Regions from separate parts of the Homo sapiens genome. Here region 2 is linked to region 1. A link is an interaction called in ENCODE POLR2A ChIA-PET data of the cell type or tissue named here. Cell type or tissue: K562. All regions are shown on one strand. Links, peaks and the distances in the headings refer to the core of each region. The heading gives the core; the rest is flanking DNA.

Region 1 (15,549 bases), core at 4,938-9,937:
CTGTGCTACTGGAGAGACTGGGGGGCAGTGGCAGGGCGCAGCTTGGGCAGAGGCGTGAAGGCAGGATTCCGGAATTCGAGGCAGTCACAGCAGGATCGCTTCGCAGGCCAGGCTCGGGGACTCAGTGCTGGGGATGCCTTGGGTTTTAGGCAGGCACCCAAGCCCCTGCCTTTGGGGCCTCTTTTCGGAGGCGAGAGTTTCCCATACCCCCAGCCCTCTCCCATCCCAACCCTTGTCTTTTTGTCCTGAGTGACCCTAAATTGGTTTCTGCTCCAGAGCATGGGCCTGCCCTGCTGACTTTTGACCTTGGATGGGGCGGGTCTTGTTGCAGCTTGACAGTGATGACCTCCTGGATAATCCCGGGGAGGCCCAAAGTGCCTTCTATGAAGGTCCTGGGGTAAGTGCCGTGGCTCCCGATCATTGCCTGAGCTGTTGGGGCTGCCAGCGGGAGGAGGGCCCTGAAGCCAAGAGGGGAGGCTTGGGCTCATCTCGTGAGGGCTGTTGACAGGAGGAGGGCGGGGGTGGGCCACCCAGGGTGGCTGGACCACCCTGGCAGTGCAGGAGGGAGCAGAGCTGGGGAACCCTGTGGGGGGCCAACATGGACAAGGCTGACTGTGCCTTGCAGACCCCTTGGGGAAGAGGTGAGGGTCCCCGAGGCCTTGGGGCCCTGGGGTGGCTCATGCAGAGTGGTTCTGGGGAGCTGAAGCGGATGTGGGTTGTGGGGTTCACAGGGGCACTCCTGGAGAGCAGAGGGCTGGGGGAGGCCTGGGGTCCTGCCCAACTCAGCCATGGCAGGGTGTGACCTAGGGGAGGGGCCTCCTCACCTGCAGACTTCAGTCTTCACCTGGGCAGTGAATATGGGTGCTGAGAAAAGCCCAGAGTGGCCAATGCAGAGGATGTTTATTGAGCACCTACTGTGTGCCTGACTATGCCGGTCCCATGACTAAGTGCCAGTTGTCCACACCACGGTGGCCACCTCCTTCCTCCTTCTCCCTCTTCTGTTGCTGCTTTCCCCCCTTCACCTTTTCCTCCCCCCACCTTCCTTCGGCCTCCCCCCTCCCCGCCTCCCCTTCCTCCTTCCCCCCCTCACCCTCCCCGCCTTCCCTCTTCATCATCAGAACACGCATTCACCAAACACTTATTATACGACCAGCCCTTCCTTGTTATCTTCATTTAGTTCTCACAGCTATAATATCATATTCCAAATAGCTTATCTTTCATAATATAAATGATGAGGAAATGTAGTAATTATATAATGTTGGTCTATTTACAGGCCCAGTAACAGTGGTGATCCTGTTACTATTTTGTGATCACACTTCTTACCACGACCATCATTTTTGTATACCCTAAGATCCCCATTCAGGTTCTAAACACTCTCCACACGTGACATCAGTGAATTTTCACAGGCATCCCAGGAGGCAGGTTGGTTGTGACCATCTGGCAGTTAAGAGCTCAGGGGGTTACAGTGGCCTGCCTGGTCCTCAGTCGGTTGGAGGCTGAGCCAGAGCCCTGTCTGCCTGCCACTCCCCGCCACTCACCAGTGGTTGACCCAGGCAGTTCCCTCGTCTGTGAAATGAGGAAGGGAGCAGCACCCGCCTCATGGGACTGTCACCAACAACAGCATGGAGAATCACAATAATAATGAGTGATGATGATAGATGCTTCTCGAGCACCTGCCAGGGGCCGGGTGATACCGTGAACCCTCCATGTGGATTTACTGAGAATCCTGGAAGCTGCAGATTTTGATGGGTTATCTGGTCAGTATTGGTGGAGATGGAAATCTGTATCATAAGTATTGTTTGTGGGGCTTTCCACACATATGCCTGCAGATATTTTTCCATGCGTGTCCTGGGTTGCAGTCCAGGATAGCATGAAAAGCACTTAAAAAGCATTGAGGCTGGGCACGGTGGCTCACGCCTGTAATCCCAGCACTTTGGGAGGCCGAGGTGGGCGGATCACCTGAGGTCGGGAGTTCGAGACCAGCCTGACCAACATGGAGAAACCCTGTCTCTACCAAAAATACAAAATTAGCCGGGCATGGTGGCACACGCCTGTAATCCCGGCTGCTTGGGAGGCTAAGGCAGGAGAATTGCTTGAACTCGTGGGCGGAGATTGTGGTGAGCCAGGATCACACCATTGCACTCCAGCCTGGGCAACAAGAGTGGAAACTCCGTCTCAAAAAAAACCCAAAGAAACAAAAAGCATTGAACTCACAGTGCGGTTGGCACAGAAGTTCACAAATGGGAGCCACTGCTGATGTGAGCTTTACTCCACCAGAACTACGACTGCTTGTCAGAAACCTTTAGGGCCAGGTGTGTTTCAGAATTTCGAATTTCTCCAATTCTGGAAAAGTGGTGCCATATGTGTGGTGTGTGTCATGTCACACGCTTGCCTTTCGGCGGCCAAACTTGGGATGTCACATCATGTGGATAAATGGATCCCACCTAAAGTGCCATGTTGGTTCTGGTCAGGTTTTGCTGCCAACAGAGCTATGAAAACAGTCTCAGTTCTTAGAGCTTTTTGGGTTTTGTAATTACAGATAAGTGTTGTGGGCCTATATCACTATTTAAACAATAGTTGCTTATTTTTATTTATTTTTGTTTTGTTTTGTTTTGAGATGGAGTCTCACTCTGTCACCCAGGCTGGAGGGCATTGGTAGGATCTCAGCTCATTACAGCCTCCACCTCCCAGGTTCAAGCCATTCTCCTGCCTCAGCCTCCCGAGTAGCTGGGACTGCAGGCACGTGCCACCACGCCTGGCTAATTTTCGTATTTTTAGTAGAGATGGTGTTTCACCATGTTGGTCAGGCAGGTCTCAAACTCCTAGGCTCAAGTGATCCACCTGCCTCTGCCTCCCAAAGTGCTGGGATTACAGGTGTGAGCCACCGTGCCTAGACTTTATTTTTGTTTTTTGGGCGTCAGCTGGTAGAGATTGGGGGACAGCACCCCCGCGGGCTTGGGCTGGATGGGCATGGGCGTGCGATGCAGGATCACGTTGGGCGCCGGGACCAGTGGTGACAAGCTGAGGCCTGGGGCCACCACCAGCGGCTTTCCTGAGGGTGCCCCGCTGGGTCTTACTCTTGTCACTTAGGCTGGAGTACAGTGACACAATCATAGCTCACCGTAGCCTGGAACTCCTGGGCTTAAGAGATCCTCTCACCTCAGGCTCCCAAAGTGCTAAGATTACAGGCGTGAGTCACTGTGGCCTTGAACAGTAGTTTTTTTTATTACATTTTACTGATGGGTACAGATGAAGAAACTGAGGTCAGATCAAGCACGCCCTAGGTTACACAGCTAAGCCTTGGCAGAGCTGGGATTTGATCCCGGGTCCAGCCACTTGCAGGTGGAATGTTCTTTTTTCTTTTTTTTTTCTTTTTTTCTTCTTTTTTTTTTTTTCTTCTCAAAGTCTTGCCCTGTCACCGAGGCTGGAGTGTAGTGAAGTGCTCGTAGCTCCACTCTGCAGCCTCAAACTCCTGGGCTCCAGTGATCCTCTCACCTCAGCCTCCCAAGTAGCTAAGACCACAGGCACATGCTGCCACCCCTGACTAATTTTTCTTTTTTAAAATTTTTTTCTCACTGCGTTGCCCAGGCTGGTCTCAAACTCTTTGGCTCAAGCCATCCATCCTCCTACCTCAGCCTCCCAAAGTGCTGAGATTACAAGCGTGAACCACCATGCCAGGAGGGAATGTTCTTTCTTGAACGTGGCTGCCCTGTCACCTCAGCATTCTTTGCGGCAGCTGTGGCCTAAGCGTAGCCCCTTGCTAACCTCAGCTCTTTCCTTCCCACCTTTCCCGGCCTGCAGCTCCATGTGCAAGAAGCTTCCGGCAACCACCTGAACCCAGAGCCCAACCAGCCGGCCCCCAGTGTGGACCTAGACTTCCTGGAAGATGACATCCTGGGCTCTCCTGCGACAGGGGGCGGCGGCGGGGGCAGTGGGGGCGCTGACCAGCCCTGTGACATCCTCCAGCAGAGCCTCCAAGAGGCCAACATCACGGAGCAGACGCTGGAGGCCGAGGCTGAGCTGGACCTGGGTCCCTTCCAGCTGCCCACCCTGCAGCCTGCGGATGGCGGGGCAGGCCCGACGGGCGCTGGAGGGGCAGCGGCCGTGGCTGCGGGGCCCCAAGCCCTCTTCCCAGGCAGCACCGACCTGCTGGGGCTGCAGGGCCCGCCTACCGTGCTGACCCACCAGGCCCTGGTGCCGCCCCAGGACGTGGTCAACAAGGCCCTGAGTGTGCAGCCCTTCCTGCAGCCTGTGGGCCTGGGCAATGTGACACTGCAGCCCATCCCGGGCCTCCAAGGCCTGCCCAATGGCAGCCCTGGGGGTGCCACGGCGGCCACACTGGGCCTGGCGCCCATCCAGGTGGTGGGCCAGCCCGTCATGGCGCTCAACACGCCCACCTCCCAGCTCCTGGCCAAGCAGGTGCCCGTCAGCGGCTACCTGGCCTCGGCGGCTGGCCCCTCGGAGCCCGTGACGCTGGCGTCGGCCGGTGTCTCGCCACAGGGGGCTGGCCTGGTCATCCAGAAGAACCTCTCGGCCGCTGTGGCCACCACGCTCAATGGGAACTCTGTGTTCGGAGGCGCGGGGGCCGCCTCGGCTCCCACCGGGACGCCCTCGGGACAGCCGCTGGCGGTGGCCCCAGGCCTCGGCTCGTCGCCACTGGTCCCGGCGCCCAACGTGATCCTGCATCGCACACCCACGCCCATCCAGCCCAAGCCCGCGGGGGTGCTGCCGCCCAAGCTCTACCAGCTGACGCCCAAGCCGTTTGCGCCCGCGGGCGCCACGCTCACCATCCAGGGCGAGCCGGGGGCGCTCCCGCAGCAGCCCAAGGCCCCGCAGAACCTGACGTTCATGGCGGCGGGGAAGGCGGGCCAGAACGTGGTGCTGTCGGGCTTCCCCGCGCCTGCGCTGCAAGCGAACGTCTTCAAGCAGCCACCGGCCACCACCACCGGAGCGGCCCCGCCGCAGCCCCCCGGGGCCCTGAGCAAACCCATGAGCGTCCACCTCCTGAACCAAGGCAGCAGCATCGTCATCCCCGCCCAGCACATGCTGCCGGGCCAGAACCAGTTCCTACTGCCTGGCGCCCCGGCGGTCCAGCTCCCGCAGCAGCTCTCAGCCCTGCCGGCCAACGTGGGCGGGCAGATCCTGGCGGCCGCTGCCCCCCACACAGGTGGACAGCTCATCGCGAACCCCATCCTCACAAACCAGAACCTGGCGGGCCCACTGAGCCTGGGCCCCGTGTTGGCCCCCCACTCCGGGGCCCACAGCGCGCACATCCTCTCCGCCGCTCCCATCCAGGTGGGCCAGCCTGCGCTCTTCCAGATGCCCGTGTCGCTGGCGGCGGGCAGCCTGCCCACGCAGAGCCAGCCAGCGCCCGCCGGGCCGGCCGCCACCACTGTCCTCCAGGGGGTCACCCTGCCCCCCAGCGCCGTGGCCATGCTCAACACCCCCGACGGCCTGGTGCAGCCGGCCACCCCTGCCGCTGCCACCGGGGAGGCCGCGCCTGTCCTCACGGTGCAGCCTGCCCCCCAGGCGCCCCCCGCGGTCAGCACACCCCTGCCCCTGGGCCTCCAGCAGCCGCAGGCGCAGCAGCCCCCGCAGGCCCCCACCCCACAGGCCGCCGCCCCGCCTCAGGCCACCACCCCCCAGCCCAGCCCTGGCCTGGCGTCTAGCCCGGAGAAGATCGTCCTGGGGCAGCCGCCCTCTGCCACCCCCACGGCCATCCTCACTCAGGACTCCCTGCAGATGTTCCTGCCCCAGGTAAGCAGGGCGGGGCAAGGGAGCAGGTACCGGAGGAGGCGGGTTTGGGAGGAAGAGGGGTCCTGGGGCGAGGCGCCAAGATCCAAAAGTGGATGCCACTGTGGCAGCTGGGGGGGGAAGGTCTCAGTCATGGCACAGGTGGCCCCTAAGAGGAGGCCCGAAGGGTGAGGGCCCTGGCTGAACTGGCAGGAAGATGGATTGGCAGGTTGGCTGACTGATAGACAAGGGGCAGGACAACTGTTAGGCAGTGAGAGGGACTGGCAGACAGACAGACAAAGAGAGGGACCAGTGAACAGACAGAAGGGTAGGCACTGGCTGGGCTGCTGACAGATGGAGAGGAGAGGGACCGGCAGGGAGAGGGACTACCCGACGGACAGAGAAGGGCAGGCACTGGCTGGCCTGCTGACAGACAAGGAGAGGAATCTCAGAGAGAAAGTGGACGAGACAGGGACAGAGGGACAGGCAGGTGGGGCAGGAGAGAGGCAGGGCAACGTGGAGCTGGCAGAGGGGCCAATGGGAGCTCAGAATGGAGCAGGCTGCCTGGGTTTCGGCCTCTGTGCCTGGCACCCTGCCTGCCAGGCTGCCCACTACCCCATTCTCTGGAACCCTGGGAGCGTCAATAGGGGCAGGGGTCTCGGGTGGGGAGGTCGAGGGCCTGTGGGGGCGGCTTTCTGATCCTGTGCGGGCTGCCCGTTGCAGGAGAGGAGCCAGCAGCCCCTCTCCGCAGAGGGCCCCCACCTCTCCGTGCCTGCCTCGGTCATAGTCAGCGCCCCGCCTCCCGCCCAAGACCCAGCCCCAGCCACCCCCGTCGCCAAAGGAGCTGGCCTCGGCCCTCAGGCCCCCGACAGCCAGGCTTCCCCGGCTCCGGCCCCCCAGGTAGAGGGACCCCAGCAGCCTGTGTCCGCAGCACAGACCCAGCCTCGCCCCTCCTGCCCGCTCTCCCGCTCCTCGCTCTCCGCCCTGCCTGCGTCTCTGTTCTGCTGACTTGGAACACAGAGCTCTCCTTCACCCCCCAAGTGTCTCCTAGTGATCATGGATGCCTGAGACCAGGGCCGGCCCTGGGGGAGCCCACGCGCTGCAGGAATGCAAGACACACACGGAAGGAAATCTGTTCTTTCCTAAAATTATAATTTTCAAATCTGAATAAGTAATACATTCAGATAATTCACATTTCAAACGGTACAAAAAGATGCATAGTGGAAAGCCCCCGTCTCCTGAACCGTGGCCTCCTGTTGTCCTCCCAAGGTGGTTTCTTGCATTTGTTATCTGGATAGGGAAACAGAATCAAATAGATTCTTTTCCTTCAATTTTTACAAAAAGGGTAGCATCTTCTGCCTGCGGTATTGCATCTTTTATTATTTAAAAATTGATCTTGGAGACCATTCTTCATTCTCTCTCTCTTTTTTTTTTTTTGAAATGGAGTCTCACTCTATCACCCAGGCTGGAGTGCAGTGGCGCGATCTTGGCTCACTGCAACCTCCGCCTCCGATGTTTAAGTGATTCTCCTGCCTCCACCTCCCGCGTAGCTGGAGTTACAGGTGCCCGCCACCATGCTGGGCTAATTTTTGTATTTTTAATAGAGACGGGGTTTCACCATGTTGCCCAGGCTGGTCTTGAACTCCAGACCTCAAGTGATCCGCCCGCCTCAGCCTCCCAAAGTGCTGAGATTACATGTGTAGGCCACTGTGCCTGGCCCCATTCTTCATTCTCTTGTGTGACTGCGTAGTATTCCACTGTGTGGGTGTGCGGATATTTATTTAGCCAGTCTAAATTGTTGTTAGGTTTTTAGGTCACTTCTGATCTCTAGCTATTATGAACAAGGCTGCAAAGAATGCCTTTGTATGTATGTCGTTTTGTAGGGTAAGTTCTTCAAAAGGAATTTGCTGGCTCTAAAGGCATATGCATTTTTATCTCTGACAGACATTGCCAAATTGCCGCCTGTGGAGTGTAAATTAGTTTAACCTTTATCAGCAATATGTGGTTGTGCCTTTTTTCCCCCGCCCCCCGCAACCTCACCAGTATGTTGAACTTGGCCAATCTAGATAGGTGAAAAATAGTATCTTGTTTTGTTTTCATTTGCATTTCTTTTATTGTGAATGAGGTCGGGCAGATTTTCATAAAAGTAAGAGCCATTTGTACTTTCTGTTCTATGAAACTGCTCATACCCTTTGCCATTGTAAAATCTGGGTTGCTGTCATTTTGCTGTAGATTTGTAGAAACTCTTTACATATTAGGAAAATTAGCCTTTTGTCTTAAAGTAATAACCATTATGCTTACGAGTCATAACATAACAGGTTAGGGAGGGCTACGTTCTTTTTTTTTTTTTGAGATGGAGTCTCGCTCTGTTGCCCAGGCTGGAGTGCGGTGTCGCGATCTCTGCTCACTGCAAGCTCCGCCTCTCGGGTTCACGCCATTCTCCTGCCTCAGCCTCCCGAGTAGCTGGGACTACAGGCGCCCGCCACCACGCCGGGCTAATTTTTTGTATTTTTAGTAGAGACGGGGTTTCACCATGTTAGCCAGGATGGTCTCGATCTCCTGACCTCGTTATCCACCCGCCTCAGCCTCCCAAAGTGCTGGGATTATAGGCGTGAGCCACCGCACCTGGCCTACCTTCTTATTCTAGAGCAGTGAATGTGGTACTCATTCAAAAAAGACCAGTGGATAGGTAGGAAGAGGAGAGTGTGACAGTGACAAGGGCAGGATGGCAGAAGTCAGCACAGGCTTTGACCTCGAACGGCCATGGTTTCACTTGCACGCTCTCCCACTTACCATTTAACCTTCAGCAACCAGTTTTTCATTCCATCAGCAGGTGCCTAGGCAGGCTGAGGGAGCACTTAGGTGGAGTAAACGAGTTACTATATGCTTAGCACAAAGTAAGCACTTGATAAATGTTTGCTTTTATTATTATTACTATTATCTTGAGGGGGACAGAGTCCCACTCCGTCGCCTAGGCTGCAGTGCAGTGGCAAGATCTCGGCTCGCTGCAATCTCCACCTCCTGGGTTCAAGTGATTCTCCTGCCTCAGCTTCTGGGTAGCTGGGATTACAGGTGCCTGCCACCATGTTTGGCTAATTTTCATATTTTTAGTAGAGATAGTGTATCACCATGTTGGCCAAGCTGGTCTCAAACGCCTGACCTCAGGTGAACCACCTGCCTCGGCCTCCCAAATTGCTGGGATTTACAGGCGCCCGCCACCATGCCTGGCTAATTTCTATATTTTTAGTAGAGAGATGGGGTTTCGCCATGTTGGCCAGGCTGGTCTCAAACTCCTGACCTCAGGTGATCCACCCACCTCAGCCTCCCAGAGTGCTGGGATGACAGGTGTGAGACACCGCGCCCGGCCTAGCACTCTCTCATTTAAACCTCACCACCTCCACCAGGTAGGTGGTAGCATCTCATTTTGCAGGTGAGGAAACAGAGGCACAGGGAGAATAATTAGCTTGCCCAAGGTTGCACAGCTGGCAAATGGTAGGGCCTGGATTAAAAACCCTGGGGGCTTATTGCTGGAAACACCTGAAGTCTTGAGAAAGCCAGACCTGGGTGTGAATCCAGCTCTGCTTAGTGGAGCTCTCTGAGGCATGGATTTTGCATCTAAAATGGGAATAAGCCCAGTGACCTGACATGATGGCACTGCACAGAGCCAGCGCTCAGTGAACAGACACTTACTGTTAGCAGTTGCAGTAATGATGCTGTAGCTGAACTTATTTTTTTGGAAACAGGGTCTGGTTCTGTCACCCAGGCTGGAGTACACTGGTGCAATATTGACTCCTACAACCTCCGCCTCCCATGCTTAAGTGATCCTCCCACCTCAGCCTCCGAAGTAGCTGGGACTACAGGCATGTGCCACCACGCACAGCTAATTTTTTTTTTTTTTGTATTTTGTTTTGTGGGGGAGATATGGGGTCTCACTATGCAGCCCAGGCTGGTCTCGAACTCCTAGGCTTAGTAATCCTCCCACCTTGGCTTCTCACAGGGCTGGGATTATGGACGTGAGCCACTGTGCCTGGCCACGCGGATGACCTTTGAGAAGGAAGCTTAGTGCGCACAGGCAGGTGTGCACACGAGCTGATTCTTAGTCACACACAGAGGCTCGGAGGCACAAGGTAGGGCCCTCCGCAGTAGCTGTATCTGCAGCAGTGGGGACCCAGCATGACAGAAGGTGGTCAGTGAATGTTTGTTGGGTGAGCAAATGGATGGACAGATGGATGGCTGAATAGACGGACGGATGGATGGCATGGGTGGGTGTGTGACTGGGTGATTGGCCAAGTGTCCCCTGGTGGGGACAGAATCATCCAGACTGGGAACCGCTATCCTGTGGATATGCAGGAATGCACGGAATAGCAGTTCCCAATCTGGGTGATTCTTACTGTTTGTAAGAATAGTGGTTCCCTTACTGTCCGAACTCCAACCCCTGCACTCGGAAGGAACTCTGTGCTCTCTGTACCCAGATGGATTTGGCAGCCTCTGTGTGTGTGTGTGTGTGTGTGTGTGTGTGTGTGTGTGTGTGTGTGCGCGCGCGCGCGCATGCGTACATTTTCCCTTTGTGTTAACACAAACAGAAATGCAAAGACTGTGTTCTGCATCTGGCTTTGCTTATTTAGCAACGCATCTTGGAGCACTGGCTTTCAGACCTTTTTTTTTCCTTGACCCACCACCCGGGATAAGAATTTGTTTTTTTTTTTTTTTCTCTGTCACCCAGGCTGGAGTGCAGTGGCACGATCTTGGCTAACTGCAACCTTCACCTCCCAGGTTCAAGCGATTCTCCTGCCTCAGCCTCCCGAGTAGCTGGGACTACAGGCGCACGCCACCGCATCCAGCTAATATTTGTATTTTTAGTAGAGACAGGTTTTCTCCATGTTGGCCAGGCTGGTCTTGAACTCCTTACCTCAGGTGATCTGTCTGCCTTGGCCTCCCAAAGTCCTGGGATTACAGGCATGAGCCACCATGCCCGGCACAAGAATTTCATTTTATGTCACCACCCAGGACATGCATACATATATGTATTTGTATATATACACATATCACTGAAACAAAAGTTTCATGAAATATTACCTATATTACAATGTGTGATACACATCAATATTTTCTATTTTGTTTCCATTGTTTTTTCTGGGGTTAGCGGGGAGGCATGGAGTCTCCCTCTGCTGCCCAGGCTGGAGTGTAGTGGCACTATCTCGGCTCACTGCAACCTCCACCTCCCAGGTTCAAGCGATTCTCCTGCCTCAGCTTCCCAAGTAGCTGGGATTACAGGAGTGCCCCACCATGCCAAGCTGATTTTTGTATTTTTAGTTGAGACAAGGTTTCACCATGTTGCCGAGGGTGGTCTCAAACTCCTGACCTCAGGTGATCTGCCCACCTTGGCCTCCCAAAGTGCTGAGATTACAGGCGTGAGCCACTGCGCCCAGCCTCTACTGTTCTTTTTAAGTGCTGGTTCCAACTCCCTAAGATGACTTGAGCCATTACCAATGGTTACTATGTGTAGGGGTGTGTTTTTATTTTTGGGGGTTTTTTTGCAAGCTACCATCTGGGAAGATTGCTGTGATGTGGGAGTTAGGAAATAGGACTTGGCCACTTACAGGCCCTGTGACCTTCAGCAGGCTGCTTGCCTCTCTGTTGTACCACGGTGTCCTTGCGTGCAGAATCAGAATGATAGGAACAGCGGCTACTTTGTAGAGCTGTGAGGGTTAAATAAACTAATATCTGTAAATTAATAGATGTATATTAACATTAAAATGTTTTAGAACAGAGTTGGGCATGTTGAAAGAGCTATGAAGGGAAAGAAGCCAGGCAAACTTTCTTTTTGCTTATTTGATTTTTATTCATTTATTTGTTTATTTTTCTGGGCAACTTTCTATAAAGAGGCAATAGTAAACGTTTCAGGCTTTTGCGGGCCATATGGTCTCTGTTATTATAGCACAAAAGCAGCCACAGACCATATGTAAATGAATGAACACGGGAGTGTTCCAATAAAACTTTATTTAAGGACACTGAAATTGGAATTTCATGTAATTTTTGCAAGTCACGAAATAGTATTCTTATGATTTTTTTTCTTCAACTGTTTAAAAATGTAAAAATTATTCTTGGCTTGTGGGCTATAGTTTGCCTCTTTCTTTTGATGTCTTTATTGTGTTTTGTGATATGGACATACCATTATTTCTTTATTCAGTCCCCTCTTGAGGAATACTTCAGGTGGTTTATTTGTCATTGTTAACAAACAAAACTCCTATAAGATATTCTTGACTGAGCGTGTTGGCTCACACCTGTAGTCTCAGCACTTTGGGAGGCCGAGGCGGGCAATCACCTGAGGTCAGGAGTGTGAGACCAGCCTGGCCAACATGGGGAAACCCCATCTCTACTAAAAATACAAAAATGAGCCAGGCGTGATGGTGGGCACCTGTAATCCCAGCTATGCTACTTGGGAGGCTGAGGCAGGGGAATCCCTTGAACCTGGGAGGCGGAGATTGTAGTGAGCCTAGAGAGGGTTGCAGTGAGCTGAGATCGTGCCACTACACTCTAGCCTAGGCAGCAGAGTGAGACTCTGCCTCAAAAAAAAAAAAAAAAACTTGCACCCATGCTTTGCACACAGGTATGAAAGTACTTGTAGGGTAAATTTCTAGAAATAGAATTGCCAGACGTAGATGATAAGCTTTCCAGCCATTTTGTGGAAAGTGCTAAACCTTTTTGAAAAGGTTCATGCCAGTGATGGCTTCACTTGGTCCTGCAGCTTTACTGACACACGAGATTAGCAGCTGGCCTGTTCTTTGCCAGGCTGGAAAGTGACACACCCCCTGTGCTTTTCTCTAATTGTGTGTGAAGTTGAGCATCTTGCCGCCTCCACGTGGGGCTCTCGAAATCTCTTGGAAGCTGGGCGTGGTGGCTCATGCCTGTAGTCCCAGCTACTCAGGAGGGAGGCTGAGGCAGGAGGATCACCTGAGCCCAGGAGTTTGAGGTCAGCCTGAACAACATAGCGAGATCTCATTTCTGAAGAAAGAAAGAAATGGAAGGAAGAGAAGGAGGGAATCTCTTGGTGAACAATCCACTCATATGTTAGTTTTTTTGCTTTGGGAAGCTAAGATGGGGGATCACTTGAGGCTAGCAGTTGAAGACCAAATAATAATAATAATTTTGTGCTCATTTAGAGAATGTAGAAAATACAGAAAAGAACAAAGAAGAAAAATAAGTCACATGTAATACCACTGTGTGCAAGCAGTTGGTAAAAAAAAATTTTTTCTGGCCAGGCACAGTGGCTCATGCCTGTAATCCCAACATTTTGGGAAGCCGAGTTGGGTGGATCACGAGGTCAAGATATCGAGACCATCCTGGCCAACATGGTGAAACCCCGTCTCTACTAAAAATACAAAAATTAGCTGGGCATGGTGGTGTGTGCCTGTAATCCCAGCTACTCAGGAGGCTGAGGCAGGAGAATTGCTTGAACCCGGGAGGCGGAGGTTGCAGCAAGCGAGCTGAGATTGAGCCACTGCATTCCAGCCTGGGTGACAGAGCGAGACTCCGTCTCAAAAAAAAAAAATTTTTTTTTCTTTGTTTTGTTTTATTTTTTGTTTTTGAGACAGAGTCTCTCTCTCTCTCTCGCCCGGGCTGGAGTGCAGTGGCGCGATCTCGGCTCACGGCAACCTCTGTCTCTGGGATTGGAGCAATTCTTCTGCCTCAGCCTCCCAAGTAACTTGGATTTACAGGCACATGCCAGCAAGCCCGGCTAATTTTTGTATTTTTAGAGAGACGAGGTTTCACCATGTTGGCCAGGCTGGTCTTGGACTCCTGACCTCAAGTGATCCACCCGCCTTGGCATCCCAAAGTGCTGGGATTACAGGTGTGAGCCACTATGCCAGGCCTAGCTTTGTTTTTTCTAAGACAAATATTGTAGAAGAAGTAATATTTTGGTATGAAGTTTCTGTTTAACCCCCCGACCCCAATTTTATTTAAAACATTTTTTAAATAAGTCATTTTATTCACATAGTATGATCATCAGAAAGTTTTTTTTTCTTTTTTTCCAGAGACAGGGTCTTGCTCTGTTGCCCAGGCTGGTCTTGAACTCCTGGGCTCAAGCAGTCCTCCTGCCTTGGCCTCCGAGAGTGCTGGGATTACAGGCATGAGCCACTGAGCCTGGCCTAATTTATTTTTATTTATTTTTTCTGAGACTGAGTCTCTCTCTGTCGCCCAGGCTGGAGTGCAGTGGCAAGATCTTGGCTCACTGCAAGCTACGCCTGCTGGGTTCAAGCAGTTCTCCCTGCCTCAGCCTCCGGAGTAGCTGGGATTACAGGTGCACACCATCCCGCCCTGCTAATTTCTGTATTTTTAGTAGAGACAGGGTTTCGCCATGTTGGCCAGGCTGGTCTTGAACTCCTGACCTCAGGTGATCCGCCTGCCTGGCCTCCCAAAGTACTGGGATTATTATAGGCGTGAGCCACCACGCCTGGCCACCTGGCCTAATTTTTGTATCCCTTTCCAGTTCTTCGTGTATATACAACCTAGTGCAAATATGGTTTACGTTTCTCTCCCATTTGTACCCAAAGGGGAGCTCATTATGTACTTACTGTGGCAGCAACAGTGAGTTTGCTTGTTTTCTGTTAGAGTCTTGAAGTATTCCTTTGTACAGAAGAGCCACAGTTCATTTCCCCAGGAAATGCCATATTGATGCACTTTAGACCATATCCAGATTTTGGCGTTCTACACGAAGCTGCAGGAAACAACTTGTTCACCTGTTTTGTTTTTGTTTTTGTTTTTGAGACAGAGTTTCGCTCTTTTTGCCCAGGCTGGAGTGCAATGGCGTGATACTGGCTCACTGCAACCTCCGCCTCCCAGGTTCAAGCAATTCTCCTGACTCAGCCTCCCTAGTAGCTGGGATTACAGGTGCACGCCACCATGCCCAGCTAATTTTTGTATTTTTAATAGAGACGGGGTTTCACCATGTTGGCCAGGCTGGTCTCAAACTCCTGACCTCAGGTGATCCACCCGCCTCAGCCTCCCAAAGTGCTGGGATTACAGGTGTGAGCCACCGCGCCCGGCCTACTTGTTCACCTGTTATTTCCCACATATGCAGGTCTGTTTACTTCCTGGAAGCCTGTTTGCTGGACTAAAGCAAATGTGCATTTATAACTTGGATAGCTACTGCTGAATTGCGTTCCTCTTGAGTTGTAGCAAATTGTGCCAGTTGAGACCCCTAAGGGCAGTATATACAAGCATCTTTACTAGACATAGGCTTTATTCCTAATGCGACGGGTGGTAAATGGTACCCTAGGGTGAAAAATAGTGCCCTGGGGTGCGTTTTGCTGTGCATTTCTCTTATTACAAGTGAGGTTGAGTAGCTCTGAAAATACTTAAGCCTTTTGTCTTTCCTTTTCTGTGCACTGTCTGATCATATCCTTTGCCCCTTTTTCACCAGTTGTAATTCTTAGTGATTTCTAGAGTCTCTCTATATATGAGAGAGATGAACTTTGTATTTGGAGTTGCAACTGTTTTCCCCAGTAAGTCATTTGGCATGTGACTTAATTTGTGGATTGTGTGTGTGTGTGTGTGTGTGCGCACTTTTGATGAGAATGAAATTAAATTTTTTTAATTTTTTGGTATCTTTAAGCTTTTTATGTTTAAATGACTTCAAACACATAAAAAGTTTCAGAATTAGTACAGAGAGCTCATAGGAGTTCTTTACTCCTCAACTAGATGTATTAGTTATCTATTGCTATGCAGGAAATTACCCTCAAAACTTAGCAGCTTCAAACAGCAAGTATTCACGTGTCTCACACTGTTTCTAAACATTAGGAATCTGAAAGCAGC
Region 2 (15,549 bases), core at 6,139-11,138, 190 kb before region 1:
CTGTCTCTGTCACCCCTGGTCTCTGAGGAGGAGTAGAGGGAGGGCTTGAGGCCCCAACTCAGCCATGGGAGCTCCCTCTTGTCTGTCTTGACTATGCTGGGCACATCATTTCCCTTGGGGGAGAAAGATATTGTAGCTTTAAAAAAAAAAAAAGGTCCATGGCTGGGCGCAGTAGCTCACGCCTGTAATACCAGCACTTTGGGAGGCTGAGGCGGGCGGATCACGAGGTCAGGAGATTGAGACCATCCTGGCTAACAGTGAAACCCCGTCTCTACTAAAAATACAAAAAATTAGCCAGGCGTGGTGGTGGGCGCCTGTAGTCCCAGCTACTCGGGAGGCTGAGGCAGGAGAATGGCGTGAACCCGGGAGGCGGGGCTTGCAGTGAGCCGAGATCACGCCACTGCACTCCAGCCTGGGCGACAGAGCGAGACTCCGTCTCAAAAAAAAAAAAAAAAGTCCAGCATCCTCACTGAATGGGTGGGAAACTGAGGCCTGGAGATATGGAAAAGGCCACTCCTGAGTGCCATGGGACACGGGGGAGAGAAGCCACGGCCTGCTGGGCATCCCCTCCCTGAGCTCCTGGCTGAGTTGCCACCCACTGTCTGGGGCAGGAGGAACAGGATGGCATTTTCACTGTCCTCAGTTAGGGGCTTCCATTCCCAAGGGGCACCTAGGGAGAAATGCTTGACATGTGCCATTAGAGGAGTGAATCAGGACCTGAGCCGGACACCACTAAGCCCGGGAATGCTGGGAACAGAGAAAGGGAAGGGAGAGAGAGCCGCGTGGGCGGCTCCACCAGGCAGAGGGAAGCTGGCACCTCTCCCATGTCCTCAGCTCCACTCTCCTTCTCACCCCTTCCCTCCCCGTCTGTGCCTCCTGGGTGCCCAAGGCGCCCACTGTGAGTCTCACACACTCACCTGGGGGACTCAAGGAACCCTGGTCTTCAGAGGCAGACAGATGTGGCTCTGAACACCAGCTCTGTCCCTGAGGGGCCAAGGCCGAGCCTCCTGACCTCCCCAACCTCAGTGCCACCATCTATAAAATGGGGAGAACACTCCCTGCGCCTCTTGGCGCTACTTGTAAGGTTTCTGGGGTGACTGGAGAAAGAACTTCACAGTGGGCTGGGGGCCAGATGAAATGGGTGAATGTCATGGAGAGCGTGTCTGAGAAGGGCAGCTTTCCTAGGAGACCCATCCCCGTGAAGGGGCCTGGCCCCCCATGCTGGCCACTCACCGACTCGGTGTAGCTGTCCACATTCTGCTCCTCGTGGGCCTCTAGCAATTTCTGCAAGCAAATGGCAGAGAGGGGTCAGGGGCCTATGCTGACCTGAGGTCTGGCCTGGATTAGATGAAAGGACACGCTATCTGTATGCCAGGCCTGGGGCTGGGGCTTCCTGAGGACTCTCAGAGGGTCAATCCGTGTGGGTTAAACTGGGGATGGGTACGGGCGTGTTGCGATCCTGCTGCCCTATTCATCAGAAACGGCTTGCTCTCAGGGCAACCTTACCAACATAGAACATCACACAGAATGTGTGTGTGTGTGGGTATGGGGGGTGTGTGTGTTGGGTGTGGTGTGTGGTGGAGGTGTGTGTGTGTGTGGTGTGTGTGTTGGGGTGTGGTGTGTAGGGGCACGTGTGGTGTTTGGTGTGTGTTGAGTTGCGTGTGTGGTGTGTTCGGTGTGTGTGTGGGGTGTGTGTGGTGTGTGTAGTGTGTGTGCAATGTGTGTGTGTGGGGTGTGTCATGTGTGGTGTGTGTGCAGTGTGTTTTGTGTGTGGGGGGGTGTGTCGTGTGGTGTGTGTACTGTGCAATGTGTTTTGTGTGAGGGGTGTGTCGTGTGTGTGTAGTGTGTGTGCGATATGTGTGGTGTGTGATGTGTTTGCTGTGTGTGGTGTGTGTGTAGTGTGTGTGGGGTGTGTGGGGTGGTGTGTGTGTAGCGTGTGGTGTGATGTGTGTGGTGTGGTGTGATGTGTGTGGTGTGGTGTGTGTAGTGTATGTTTGGTGTGTGTGGTGTGGTGTGATGTGTGTGGTGTGGTGTGTGTAGTGTATGTTTGGTGTGTGTGGTGTGGTGTGGTGTGTGTAGTGTGTGTGTGTGTGTCCACCTAGCCATCCTGAGCTCCAGCACTCCCCGAGTTGTACTTTCTTCATCTGGAAAATGGAGACTCAAATGGCCAAACAAAACAAAACAAAACAAAACAAAACAAAGACACCCTCTGAGAACTACTGGACAAGTCTTGGCGATTGTCCCACCTGGAGCCCCAGCCACCCCCGTCTGAGGTTCGGGAAGGGGGAGGCCGGAGCACCCAGCACTTACTTTCATCAACTTGCATTCCCGGGAATCAGAGAAAGCTGGGAACAGCTCCTCATACTTTTGGACAGCCAGCTGGGCAGCAGGGAAGGGAGAAGATGAGTTAGTAACAAGAGGGTCCTCAGAGCTACTGGCCTAGCAGCTGAGGGGACTTGGGGATGTCGGGTGATATTGAGTCAGCTCTTGCACCCCTCCCCCAGCCTCAGGTGTCACCTGGCTCTGTGTCTGTCAGTACCTTCCCGTAGCTGAGCTCAGCACCAGCCTGGCTGCAGAGATGGCTGCAGGGAGAGGTGGGTGGAGGGGGAAGGTTCCCCAGATAGGCACCCACTGCCTCCTCCCACCTGGCTCAGCTGGGGCAGGGGACAAATGAGCACATCCTCCATGCCAGGCCTGGGGCTGGTGCTTCTTGAGGACCCTGAGAGGGTCAAATGACGGTGAGCCCCCTTTTCAAAGTGAGGAAACAGATCCAGAGAGGGGCAGTGACCTGCCCAGGGCACGGTGAGACATGGGGTGGGAATGGGAACCTGGTCTGACAAAGCCCAAGCTTTTGCCCACCACCGGTGCCCACAGCAGGGCAGGGCTCTGTGGGGTGTGTGTGTGTGGGGTGTGTGGGGCCACCACCCCAGGCCGTGAGCCAGGGACACCAGGAAATCCTGGACTCCGTGCTTCTGCCAGGCAATGGTAAAAAAACTCCGGCCAAGCAAAATCTAGCGCCAACCCTCCAGCTCCTTCCCGCTGGCCACGCCCCCTCCCACTGCCCTCTTTGGCCCCTCTTTTGCCAAGTGTCCTGAAAATAGGTGGGCATGTGTGAGCTACAGCTAAAGCCACGACAGCAGGAGTCACAAAGATCTGGAACACTGGGGCTGCAGGTCCCTAGTCATGTGGCCTCAAACAAGGGACTCTCGTCCCAGCCTCACCATCTTCACCCATAAGACGCGGTGACAATGGTGCTGACTTTAATGGGGTGCAGTGAGGATTCAAAAAGTGCACCCATGAAGGAAAGAGCACTAAGTGAGGCAGGAGCTGGACCCGCAAAAGCCTCCAGGGCTGGGTGGGCAGGTGATGCCAGCACAGAAACACAGCTGTGAGAACCACACTTCTCATCCAAAGGCTGGCTGGCAGGGGCCAGACGTGAGGGAGGAGCACGTCCCTCTTCGGGGGCAACGGGACCTGGCCTGGAGATAAGCACATGGTGGCCTGGTGCGGTGGTCCTGCGGGCGTGGGGTGTGCTACCTTGGCGTTGAGCATGTCGATGCAGAAGTGGCAGAGGGCCGCCTTGAAGAAGTAGTCTTTGGCGCTGTACTTGAGGAGGGGGCTGTCCATGGCATTGGTCCCCACCTGTAGCCATGGAGAAGTGGCACTGGTGAGCTCAGGGCAAGCAGCCAGAGGGCCAGAGCCACTGCCAGGCACTGGGGGGCCAGCTGGGAGCTGGTTCATGTCCCGAGGTGAGGCCCTGTTAACCCAGGACCCCAAGGGCAGGGAGCCAGGGACCAGCTTGGAGAGGTCAGCGGCCAGTGCGTGAGCGACCAAGATCAGGGTGTGATGGTGGCTGGGTGGGGGTGGAGGCTGTAGCCAGGTGTTCGTGGGCCTTCTGAGAGCCTGAGACAGTGGGAAGGAGGCAGCCTGGCTGTCAGGACCAACGGGAGGCTGGCATGGCGGTGGGCAGAGCGGCGGCAGGCGGTGGGAACATGAGAGGCGGCGCCCGCCCCTCTCTCCCAGGGGGCCAGCTGCCTGCCTTTTTCTCGGCCATCACCCAGGGCTCCGTGCACGCTGGGGGGACCCCATGTGACACTCCCTCCCTCCCACTGTGGATGAGGACCATCGGGCCATGGGGTGGGGTGCCCACGGCCACCCTGGGCCTCTTGGCACTTCTTCCCATTCCCTCCCTCTGGGTTCTTTAGCCAGCCTCACTCTGGGCCCCTCCAGGAAGCTCTGCGAGGGGTGTGGGAGGGGCACAGCCAGGGAGAGAGACGGTGCTGGCACGGCATGGAGTCGTAGGTGGAGAACATTCAGCCAGGCTGAAGACAGGGTGGGGGGATGACATGGCAAGGGATGTCGGGGGAGAGGCAGAGGGTGAGCCGGGGGAGGGGTGGTTCCAGAACAAGGTGCCGGGGCTTAGGAGGAGGCACAGGCCCTGAGAGGGGGCAGGGTGGAAGCCGCCATCCCCACCTGTCCCCACCTGTTCGTAGATGTCAATGGCCTTCTGATACTGCTCCAGCAGCGCAGCGTAACCAGCCACCTTCAGCAGACACTTGTTGGCTGAGCTGTGTGGGGAGGAGTAGTGAGGGGAAGTGGTGGCGGTCCCTGCGGGGCTGGGGCAGGCAGGAAGGGGGCTACCTGTTGGACTCCTCGCCTTTGTAGTAGTCTGCAGACTGCTCGTAGTGGGCAATGGCCTGGGGAGACACGGGGGATGGGTTCCAGGGGAGGGCAGGGAAGGGAGAGGAGGCCTCCGTGAAGCTTCCACACCCTCCGCCCTGCCTGCCTGGGACACAGCCAGACCCCATTCTCCAAGCTCTGCCGGCGCCCCATGCCCCCTTCTCGGCACTCAGACACCAGAGGACTCCCCTGGTGGGAAGAAGAGAGAGCAGCACTGGTCCTGGCTGCCAGCCCATGCAGGGCCCTGCTGCCACTCACCTTCTCGATGTCCACCAACTCTGTCTCATAGATCTCAGCAATGGAGATGTGGTGCTTGGCCGCAATCGTGAATCGGCCCTGGAGGGGACACAGGAAGGGGCTGCCTGCGACTCATGACCTCCTGCGTGCCTGCCTGCTGACCTATGACCCTTCAAGTTCCCACCCCTCAGCCACGCCTGTGAGGAGGTATGAAGAAGACCTGAGGTGTGAAGAAGATCGAGAGGTGGGGGAACACAGGAGTGAGAAGGGAGGGCCCCAGCACTAGAGGCCTGGCTATGCGTGCTGGGCTGAGCGGGTGATGTTGGACAAGCCACTCCAGGGCCTTAGCCTAATTCCATCCCATCCACGAGGGCACAGATGGTGTGACACCAGAGAGAATGTGAGCACGAGCACTTGGCCAAGGCCCTGGCCCTTAGGAAGCCTCTGATAACAGCCAGAGAGGCGGAAGGACCAGTCCAGAGCCACTTGGCAAAGGGCTCTGGAGAAACCAGGATGGGAGGGAGGGCTTGAGACCTCTGCCCAAGAGTACCAGCTCTGCCCCCAGGCCAACACCTATCTGTCAGCCTCCCCCAGGCACACCCAGAGCTCCCCAGGGAGGCCTCAGGTTCCAAGGGGCCTCGCACCTTCCATCCGCCTCCACCCAGTGTCCAGGCGCTTGCCTAACTGCTCTGCACCAGGGGCTGGTCCAACGCCACCCCCTTGCTGAGGGCAGTAGGAAAGGGCAAGGCCCTGGGCTCAGCCAGACCTTGTTTCGGGTCTCAGTGACTCCTGCTTGTAGCCACATGTCCCTGGGCAAATCATGTCACTTGTCTGAGCCCCTCTCCTCCACTAAGGAACGGGGATGACAATAATGCCAACCTCACAGGGCTGTGGATTAAACCACCCTGCAGTGTCTGGCCTAATAAATGGCAGCTGCTATTATTGTTCTAATCACAGTCATCCCTGCAGCACTGCCCTGAACGCAAGGGGTAGGGCTCGTGTCCCTGCCTGGGGTTGGAGGGCTGAGACAGACAGGGCAAGCGGAGAGGCAAAAAGGAGCTGGCCAGGCACGGTGGCTCATGCCTGCAATCCCAGCACTTTGGGAGGCCAAGGCAGGTGGATCACTTGAGGTCAGGAGTCTGAGACCAGCCTGGCCAACATGGTGAAACCACATCTCTACTGAAAATACAAAAATTAGCCAGGCATGGTAGCACACGCCTGTAATCCCAGCTACTCGAGAGGCTAGGGCACGAGAATCGCTTGAACCTGGGAGGCAGAGGTTGCAGTGAGTGGAGATCACGCCACTGAACTCCAGCCTAGATGAGAGAGAAACTCTGTCTCAAAAAAAAAAAAAAAAAAAAAAAGAGAGAGAGAGAAAGCACTGACAGGAGCCCCGGCCTGGGTGGGACCCTTCACTCTGGCTCCAGTTGGCAGCTGCCCATCTGGTCTGCATCTGTCGTTGGCAACGCGCCCTGGGGGCAGGGCAGGTGCTGAGCCTCCTGTGGGCTCTGCCTATCCCTGTGGCCTGCTGCAAGATGCTTATCAAATGTGACACTTGCGGGAAGGCTGGGCAAGGGGAAGTGCCGGACACACACTCTCCAGTAACCTAATTTCTTTTTTTGTTTTGAGACAGGGTCTTGTTTTGTCGCCTACGCTGGAGTGCAGTGGTGTGATCACAGCTCACTGCAGCCTCAACTTCCTGGACTCAAGCGATTTTCCTGCCTCAACCTCCCAAGAACTAGGACCCCAGGTGCATGCCACTACACCAGGCTAATTTGTTGTAGAGAGGAGGTCTTGCTATGTTGCCCAGGCTGGTCTCGAACTCCTGTGCCCAAAAGATCCTCCCACCTCAGCCTCCCAACATGCCAGGATTACAGGCATGAGCCACCCTGCCCAGCTCAATAACCTAAGTTCTATGAATGAAAACCATGACTGCCTGTGGAGTGAGGGGGCCGTCAGGCTGGTGGGGAGCTGGGTGAAGACCCAGCCAGCCCAGGCCAGCTCAGGTGACCTAATCCCCCCAGCTCCCACTTCCCCCTCCCCAAGTGGTTTGGCCGCAGAATAAGAACAGTGCTGGGGGTGCTGAAAGAGGGGACGCAAGGCTGGGGCAATGCAGTGGGACCCGGGGGTGTCAGGACAAGCAAGCAGCCCTTACCATGTCTGTGTAGATCTCGATTGCTCGCATCAAACAGTTAATGGCCTCTGGAGAGAAAGGGAGGTGGGAGGAGACATGAGAAAGTGAAGTCGTTTCAGCAGAAGCTGAGGAGAGGAGGCGGACGCAGGCGCACCTGGCTGCCAGCAGAGAGATCAATAGGCGCTCAGAGCTGCCAGCGCTGCCACACACTCTCAAGGGGCTGGGAAGAAGGGGACGGAATCCCTGAGCCCCAGGAAATCTGGTGAGAGGGCTGACTCTGCAGACTGTGACTTGCTGGGCACATGCTTCTGGGGGAGCCCTTCTCTCCTCGGGCTGCCAGGATGCTACCAGCTTCCCACAACCCCAGGGACAGGGCACAGCAGTGCTAGGCCAGGATGATGGCCAGACTCCCACGGTGTTTTAAGACAGACCTGCCAAGGCCCTGCTCTTGAAGGACTGAGCTGCTGGCAAAGGGGAAGGAGGCATGGGAGGCGGCCAAACCAGCATCTGAGGTGGTCTTGGAGGCAACAGGGTGCCAGGTTCTACCTGGGCTCTGCCACCATCTCTGCAGGATCCTGAGCAGCTTCTGCTCCTGCACCAGGAGGACCTGGACCTCTGGCACGAGGAGGCTGGATGTCATCAACACTGAGCCCTCAGTGTGCTCTCCACTGCCCCCTCTTCCTCGTAGCTCAGCAGTCGGGAGCCCTCTGCTCAGTCCCTTTAACCTAGTCCTGCCACCCACCAGCTCCTCAAAGGTTTTGCCAAAAAACCTGAACACACCAGGATGGCACTGAGGAAGAACTGGGCTACCTTTGTTGTACTATCTCTTGCAAGATTTTAAATTTGGGAAAGGCTTTTTTTTGACAAGTTATTTGGAGGAGAGAGAAAAGCATGAGTGGGAGGCATTTTCTAGCAGACAGAAATGAGCTCTCAGGGGGTATTTTTTAAGAACACCATTTTAGCACATCTCAGGAGGACAGGGGTGTTGTGGGGAGGGAGGCCTGGGTTGGGGAGAGGGAAAGGCAGGGAGCTTGGACAGGCCACAGGGCATGGGCTCTGAGCTTCAGCCTGGGCATCTGAAAGTTCCTGGTCACCGTGGGGGTCTCCATGGTCACCCAGGCCATGTTCGCCTGAGAAGAGGGTGCTACCAAGAAGCGCCGGGGCTGGGCTCCTCTCAAGGGGCTCACGGTCTGGATGGGACTCCAAACTCCCTCCGTGGGGAGGCATCTGGACAGAGGCTCTTTGTCTCAGGTCTGTGGCTGGGCTTTCAGGGAGTCCAACCCCTCCTTCTGACATGTAAACAGTGGGGTCCATAAGCACTCCTCTGGGGAGTGGGGTCTGTAGGTTTTGTCCAATTCAGAAAGACCTCTGGGGATCTAAAAGGGACTGAGAGAAGGTACAGCACTCAGTCCAGGTTCTAGGGCTGACAGACCGAGACTGTGGCAGCAGACAGTGGAAACGGTGGCAAAAAGGGGGCAGATGAGGAGGAAGGGGAGAGAACACAACCTAAATCCGGCAGTTTGAAGACACATACATCCTGTAATCGGCGGACCCAGAAGCAACGGCTAAGCCGGGCCACGCTGCAGAGGAGAGCAGCAGCTGGAGTGAGGTGAGAGGCCCGCCTTGCCCCGCCCCACCTGGCTGCAGTCTCCACATGGAGGCCCCGGGCTGCTCACTGGTTCACTCTCCTGGCCGGAACACCCAGGACACCAACCTGGCACCCTGTGGGCTGAGGCGGCAAAGGCTGCTGCTCCGCAGTGAGCAGTGAGATCTGCAGCTGCCACCTGGGCCTGCTGGCACTGGCTCTGGAGCACCCGCCGTCAGCATGGCACAGTCCTTGCAGTAGCAGCAGGGAGACAGCTTACCCCCCAGGCAGCAACATGGACTCACGGGGTTAAGTCCCCTCCATGTCTGGAAAGCGGCGGGCCACCAGCAGACACCTGGGACAGCTGGCTCCTGGACGAGCTTCTGACACACTCATGACTGCTACTCTTATCTCAGGTCACCAGGCCTTGTGCACTCGGACAGGCAGAGCAACACCCAGTTCTGTGGCCTGGCCCCTCCTGTACCCACCCACAGAGGGCTGGAAAGGGGCTCAGAGCAATACAGCCCAAGTTGGGGAGCTATGGCCCAGGCCACCGCCCATCCCCGCAGTCACTCCTACCAGCGACGCCCAACCTGACTTCTGCGTCTCTGAAGCCCTTCCTGGTTACACTTGGTCATCTCCTCCTTAGTAAAATGGGGGCAAATCACAGAATGCACAAAGAAATCAAATGGGTTAAAAGATGCCAAGCATCTGGTACACAGTAGAAACCCAGTAAATGGCAGCTGGGGAGGAAGTGGGGGACAAGCAGGGGCCAGGTCGCTTCTCTGCCCCAGGTACACACACTGCCCCCACCCCCAACTATCAGGCAGGCCTGGGAAGAGGCCTCGCTGGCCCGAGTCTGCCCTGAGCAGCAGCCATGGTTGGGTAACTGAGGAACCAATAACACATATGAGCATCACCCTTCCCCACCCAGAGCCACCAAGGTGGCAGCAGGCCACCCTCTGCGAGAGGGAGAGGAATTCGGGAGCCCAGTCGGGCCTCAGGCACACTCCAGCTGCCACTTGGGGGCAGGTCCTTCTGGAGGGAGTCCTGGAGGAAGCCCTAGAAGTGCTGACCCAAGACAGAGGCCTTCTAGGCTGCTGAGGAGACCAGTGATGAGGACGGCCCCAGGGTACCGGCCACCTGCTTGGGGAAGCCAGGCAAGGTTCCAAATCGGGCCTCCAGCGCTGTCTCACAAGGCACCCGGCCAAGGGCAGAGGCTGTGGGGAGCCCAGGGCAGGCAGGGGCCCCTGGACTGATGAAAGCCAAGGGTGTCCTGACTGGAAGTTTATCACACACCAGGTGCCGCGCTGGGCATGACTGCATCATCTCACAGCAGTCTCTGCTTTAACAGACGAGGAAACAGAGGCCCAAAAGACTGACTTGCCCAGGATCACAGGGGAGGCAGGGTCCTCCCAGACCACCCACCACCTGCGCTGCTGAGCCACACACAGTTGCTACATGACATTCTCTGTGAGGCTTTTTTTTGGGGACAGGATCTCACTATGTTGTCCAGACTGGTCTTGAACTCCTGGGCTTGAGCGATCCTCCTGCCTCAGCCTCCCAAAGCACTGAAATTACAGGCATGAGCCACTGCACCTGGCCTTGTGTGAGGCCTGACTAGCCTCAGACACAAAGCAGCCACTGCCCTTGATGCCAATGTGCCCCTTGCCCCACTGGGAGTCATGGCTGGCGTGCGTATCTTTAGGCTGTAGCTCTGGAAGCTGCACTAACACCCTTCCCTGCTCAACACCACGTCCCCAGGGCTCTGGACACGGCACCTGCTCTCAGCTCTACCCAGGTGAGGCTCTCCTTTCAGAACTGCCCCCTTTCTTCCTTGAAAGATCTCCCATAGCCAAATTCACGCCCCCAGCCTCAGCTCTGTGCAAGTTGGCCTCTGTGCCCTGGATGTAACATCATCTTTATACTTTCCTACCGGTCGGAGTCCTCAGCCACCTTCTGAGCTTCCTAAGGCCAGGGAGGGGCCACATCCAGACTCCAGGCCCACACCCTGCAGAGTCTCGCTGGAGAGCTAGAAAAGCTCAGATCAAACGCAGGGGAGGGACCCCACCATATCCCACTGCCAGGCAGGGCCTGTCTGCAGGAAGTGAGGGGTCTGCTGAAAGAGCAAATGGCACTCTCTGTTCGGCAGCCTGGCGCTCAGTGTTGCCCCAGAGTGTCCTTCCAGTCACTCCAGATGGGGCAGCAGCTGAACGTCACAGATGCTAAGACAGCACCTCTAGGCCAACCAGTTTCCCAGGGAGCAGAAGGAAAGGCTTGGCGGGGCAGTTTAATGGAAGGCATGGAGACTCCATGTGGTGAATCAAGCTTAAAACCAACCCAGGGTCTCCCTGGGTCATCACTGCATCAACCACGCAGCCTGCTGTGGCCCAGTGCTACCAGCCAGGCAAGCCCCATGGCCCACCCAGTTACAAGGCTGCTCCTCGGCCTCTTGCCAGGCCTGAGCCCCACCATGTGACCACTGAGGCCAACGCATGAGATGCCCAGCTGCTGAGGAGCAACTGGTCAGTCTAAGGACAGAGAAGAGCTACTGGTCAACACAAATTCATCCTCATCTGGGAACTAACACGTCAGATCACGACAAAGGGGTATGCCAGCAGTTCTCAAACACGCCATGTGAACCAGTGCTCACTGATCCATGGAGGAAGCTCCCTGCACTGCTGCAAACCTGTCTTCTCTTGGGAAGGACAGGCTTTTATTCCAAGATTATATAGCTGCTTTTTATTTTTTAAAGATTCATATATTTTCCATTCCCCTGAGATGACAGTGACAATAGATGGTCATTTTTAAAAACTGCCTGTGCTTTCTAATTAGCAACCTGTACCTGGCACCAACATTTTAAAAAATAAATTAAAATTCCCGCCACATGCAAGCAAACACTGGGCTGGACCTCCTCTTCGGGAGGCACCCAGGGGGACAAAACTGTTTTCTCACCATGAGTCAGCCCCAAACTGGGTTTCTGTCCCTAGCACGCTCTCATTTTAAGTAATTTGTTCTCTGGCAACTACATCTCGGGCTCTGTTCTCTCTAATTCCTCCCCAGGATGTAGGGAAGCCAGGTTGGGCTAATTTCCGCTCCTTTTTCGGCAGCAACTCCTACCTGGCTGGTCTCAGAATCCTCCCCGCCCCCCACACCGCTCCCTTCTGCATGTTAATTCTGACAACAGAACAGATTTTCCTCTCTCCCCGGCAGGCGGTGGGTCTGCAATGGAACTCCCACTCCCAAATGCTCCGGGATTGGGAAGGGGTGATCAGCTGCACCGACACCACCGACACGGTAGATAGGGGGGCGGAGACTTGAGCAGGGCGCGAATGCCAACTGGAAGGAAGAGAGCCAGTTCTAAAGTCAACGCTCACTCTGCCTCAGGCACGCCCCTGCCAGCCTATCACATGTCGGCCACTGGAAAAACCAGAGCCGCCAGGAAACCTGAGGAATCAATGCAGGGTGCTAGGATGGCGCTCCGGACAGCCAGCCCGTGTGGCCCGCAGAGGCCCTCACCTTGGGGGTCGGCTTTCTTGAATGCGTTGCCAGCGTCCACAAAGCAGGTGGCTGCGTCGTGCTTGCTCTGGAGCTGCAGGTGCAGCTGTGCAGCCTGGCAGAACGCGTTTCCAGCAGCTGGAACAGAAGAGAAGGGCAGTCCTGGCCTCAGTGGGGCTCCACACTTTATGAAGCCACAGAGACACTGCCCTGGGAGGTGGGTCGGGCTCTCGAGAATGCGGAAAGAGTCCCCAAGACAGGACGAGGGTGACCTGAGCGAGCCCAGACCGAGGCCTAGAACTCAGGTCTCCTGGCTCCTGCGCTCAGGTCTGCTGGCTCCTGCGCTGAGGCTCCTGGTGGCCCACCTGACAGTCTCTGAGGGCGGCAGGAAGCTGCCTCGGGGGAAGGCCCTGAGCCCCAGGTATATGGAAAGAGAGCCAGGGTAAGCCCAGGTAAAACACCATGTCCCTAATCCCAGCTATGCCAGCATTTCCAGGGCCACCACTTCTAAAGATCCAAGGAGAAGGCAGATAGAGCTGAGTTGGAAAGGATATAAAACAGAGTGAGGTGGCCTCCTGCACCTCCCGGCCTGGGCAGTCCTCCCCAGGGGAGCCTCGAAGCACAGGGCCCAGAACCACCACTAGAAGGCAAAGTACAGGCTGAAATCATGGGGTGGCTTCGGAGGGGTATTTTGGGAAGCAAGGGGCAACTGAGATTAAACCACATAACATCTTCCCATCTACTCCCCTTTCCAAGTCCTGTTTCTTTTTCCACAGCTCCCCAAAGCTCTTCCTGATTCTCCCAACTCCTCTGCCTCTGTTCACATTCTGTTCCCTTCACTGCAGATCCCCATGGACAAGGCACTTGCATGAATTGTGAGGCTCATGGAGTTGGGGTCGGACAACACAGAGCCGGCTCCCTCCAGGAGCTGCATGTCCAGAGAGGGAAACAGGATGTGGACAGCAAGAATGAATACATGCAGACCAGTGCCCATGGGCGGAGGGCAGAAGAGACCGTGCCTGAAGCCTCATCCATCCTGTGCTCATCTGCACACGGTCAGCTTCTGTGGGTCCCAAGCCATTCTGCCCACACATCTCCTAACTGACGTTTGGGAGGCAGCAGCATCTCTCCTCCTCCTCGTGCAGCTGACCACCTCCAGCTCAGCTCTGAGGCTTCTCCCCTTCATTCTCCTCCAGCTGAATCTGAGTCAGAGTTTCTAAGCTGGAAGAGGACCAGGAGGCCTGGCCCTATCCTCTTAAGTTTTGAGCAGCAGAAAAGACAAAGCCTTCCGGGTTTTCACTATATGATTTCATTATTTTCAAGAGTTCCAAATTTGAGTATAAAATTACGGCCAGGCGCGGTGGCTCATGCCTGTAATCCCAGCACTTTGGGAGGCCGAGGTGGGCGGATCACGAGATCAGGAGATGGAGACCATCCTGGACAACATGGTAAAACTCTGTCTCTACTAAAAATACAAAAATAAGCTGGGCGTAGTGGCACGTGCCTGTAATCCCAGCTAGTCAAGAGGCTGAGGCAGGAGAATCACTTGAACCAGGGAGGCGGAGGTTGCAGTGAGCCAAGATCGCGCCACTGCACTCCAGCCTGGCAACAGAGCAAGACTGTCTCAAAAAAAAAAAAAAAAAAAAAAAAAAAAAAATTTCAAGAAAAGGGGATATTACCGGGGGGAAATGGCCTAGGGCTTTTCTTTGAAGAGTTTGGGGGCAGAGGTAACAAATTTTAGGGGAAAAGCAACACCTATGTAATTAAAAAATAAGCTTTTTTTCTCTAGAGGAATTTTCTAAGTTTGGGAGCATAAAAATACAAAAAACATTTGGCTTTATTCACAACGTATTTTGTGAAAACTCAGGAATAACTCTTTGAATTTTGGGGAAACCAACAACATTCTCAAAAACGATGATAATCAATTTTATTGTGCACCTCTGCACCCTGCCTCCATGGTCCCACCACCAGGTTCCCTCTCCTCCACAGTCAGAAGTTCCTCCCTGCATTCAAACACTGGGTCTCTTGCCGTATTTCCTTAATTCAATCTTGGTGACATGAAAGATGTATGATGAAATGAGCCTCGAAAGGGCTCAACACACTGGCTTGTTGGACTTCTTGGGCCTGCAGGGAGCTCCAAACAGATCTCCAGCCTCCCTGAGCCCAAGGGGCTCCTCCCCACCCCTCTCCTCTGTGAAGCTATCCTGCCTCACTGGGGCAGGTTAAACACTCAGGCTCTGCAGTCAGAGCCTTGGTTTCTGAATCTTGGTTCTGTCACTTACTAGTTCTGGCATCCTGGGCAAGAGACTAAGCCAAGCCTCAGTTTCCAAATCTGTAAAATAGGGATATTTATAGACTGACCCTTAGGGCTGCTGTGCTAACGCAATTAAATGATGAGCACTTAGGACTCAACAAACAGCAGCCATGATTCACGTTGTTATTGGAATCACCTGAACATCCTCCCCCAGCCTAGAATTTAGACACTGATGGAAGCACTAAGGAAGTTACCAGGAAACCTGAAGTTCTGAATTTAAGGAGGACTCTAAGAGCTCATCAATCCACATGGGTTTATCTAGGTCTAATAATCTATTTATTCCCATCCTCTCTGTCCTTTCACCAAGGCCCCATGACCCAGAGTATAAAGTAACCCAGCAGGCACAAAACAAGAGAGCAGGCCAGTGGCTTTCCGATGCCGGAGAGGGCATACAAAGAGAAAGGGCCCTCAAGGCCAACCTCTCGGGCAGGCCTGTGTGAGTGGAAGCTGAGGGAGGAGGAGAGCACCTTGGAGGAGCTCTAGCGGAGATGACATACCACTCCAGTTTTTGGCCATTTTGAACATGTTTGCTGCTCTGGCGTAGATTTCGCATGCTTCCTCTATTTTGGATGAGCCTCTGGGGAAAAAGGAAAGAAAAAAAGGAGACAATCTAGTCGGCTATCCAGGAGAAAGCAAGCATTCTGCTCCAGTGCCGGGCACAGACGTGCCCCTACCCCTCACCCTTCACCTGTGAAGCCAGCTTCCCCCAGGCCTCTTGAGTCTGTGGCCCCCGCCCCTGCATACAATGGCACACTCACTTCGGGCAGACCAGCTCCCTCCGGGAGTACTGGGGTAGATACTGGGTGCTTGCTGGGGTAGTGGGGCGAAGAGTTCCTGACCCCACCACAACCCCAGGGTCTGACAGCCTCTTCTACTTCCTGCCTGGGATACTAGGGGCCCACTGGGTCCCAGGCGCGCTACAAATCCCCTTTCCCCGGGAGACTGCAAAGCATTCTGGGGGACTAGCCCAGTTTAAGACATCGTGTTGCTTTCGCAGAGGCAGCCTTAATCCTGTGCCTTGCACTCTGTGGTTGCTCAATAAAGACCTTGCAGCCCTGGAGTGTGTCATTACCAGCTCAGGACTGGGCATATATATCACAC

Evidence for each region. Peaks named below come from ENCODE experiments on the same cell type or tissue, not always from the same donor. Only the 100,000 strongest peaks of a DNase experiment are listed, where the experiment ranks them.
Region 2: POLR2A ChIA-PET joins it to region 1 with 5 read pairs; 6 of 35 experiments call an interaction of 5 or more read pairs at or near these places.

Annotation. Positions count from the first base shown.
Region 1 is chr19:47,675,520-47,691,068 of GRCh38, forward strand. BICRA (BRD4 interacting chromatin remodeling complex associated protein) reads left to right here. Exons shown (of 15, transcript NM_001394372.1): 5 at 332-397; 6 at 3,802-5,757; 7 at 6,457-6,633. Among named protein-coding and RNA genes, the nearest start is that of EHD2, 30 kb to the right of the region's middle. In K562, for the core only: no CTCF peak of the experiment used is centred there; a DNase peak (open chromatin) is centred at 7,742.
Region 2 is chr19:47,488,478-47,504,026 of GRCh38, forward strand. It overlaps NAPA (NSF attachment protein alpha), which reads right to left. Exons shown (of 11, transcript NM_003827.4): 2 at 14,946-15,025; 3 at 12,156-12,272; 4 at 7,073-7,119; 5 at 4,939-5,016; 6 at 4,642-4,697; 7 at 4,484-4,568; 8 at 3,538-3,642; 9 at 2,311-2,379; 10 at 1,234-1,284. It overlaps NAPA-AS1 (NAPA antisense RNA 1), which reads left to right. Exons shown (of 4, transcript NR_038452.1): 2 at 4,970-5,124; 3 at 6,551-6,667; 4 at 12,980-13,120. Among named protein-coding and RNA genes, the nearest start is that of NAPA-AS1, 12 kb to the left of the region's middle. RefSeq lists an enhancer at 12,199-12,753. In K562, for the core only: no CTCF peak of the experiment used is centred there; DNase peaks (open chromatin) are centred at 8,635 and 9,084.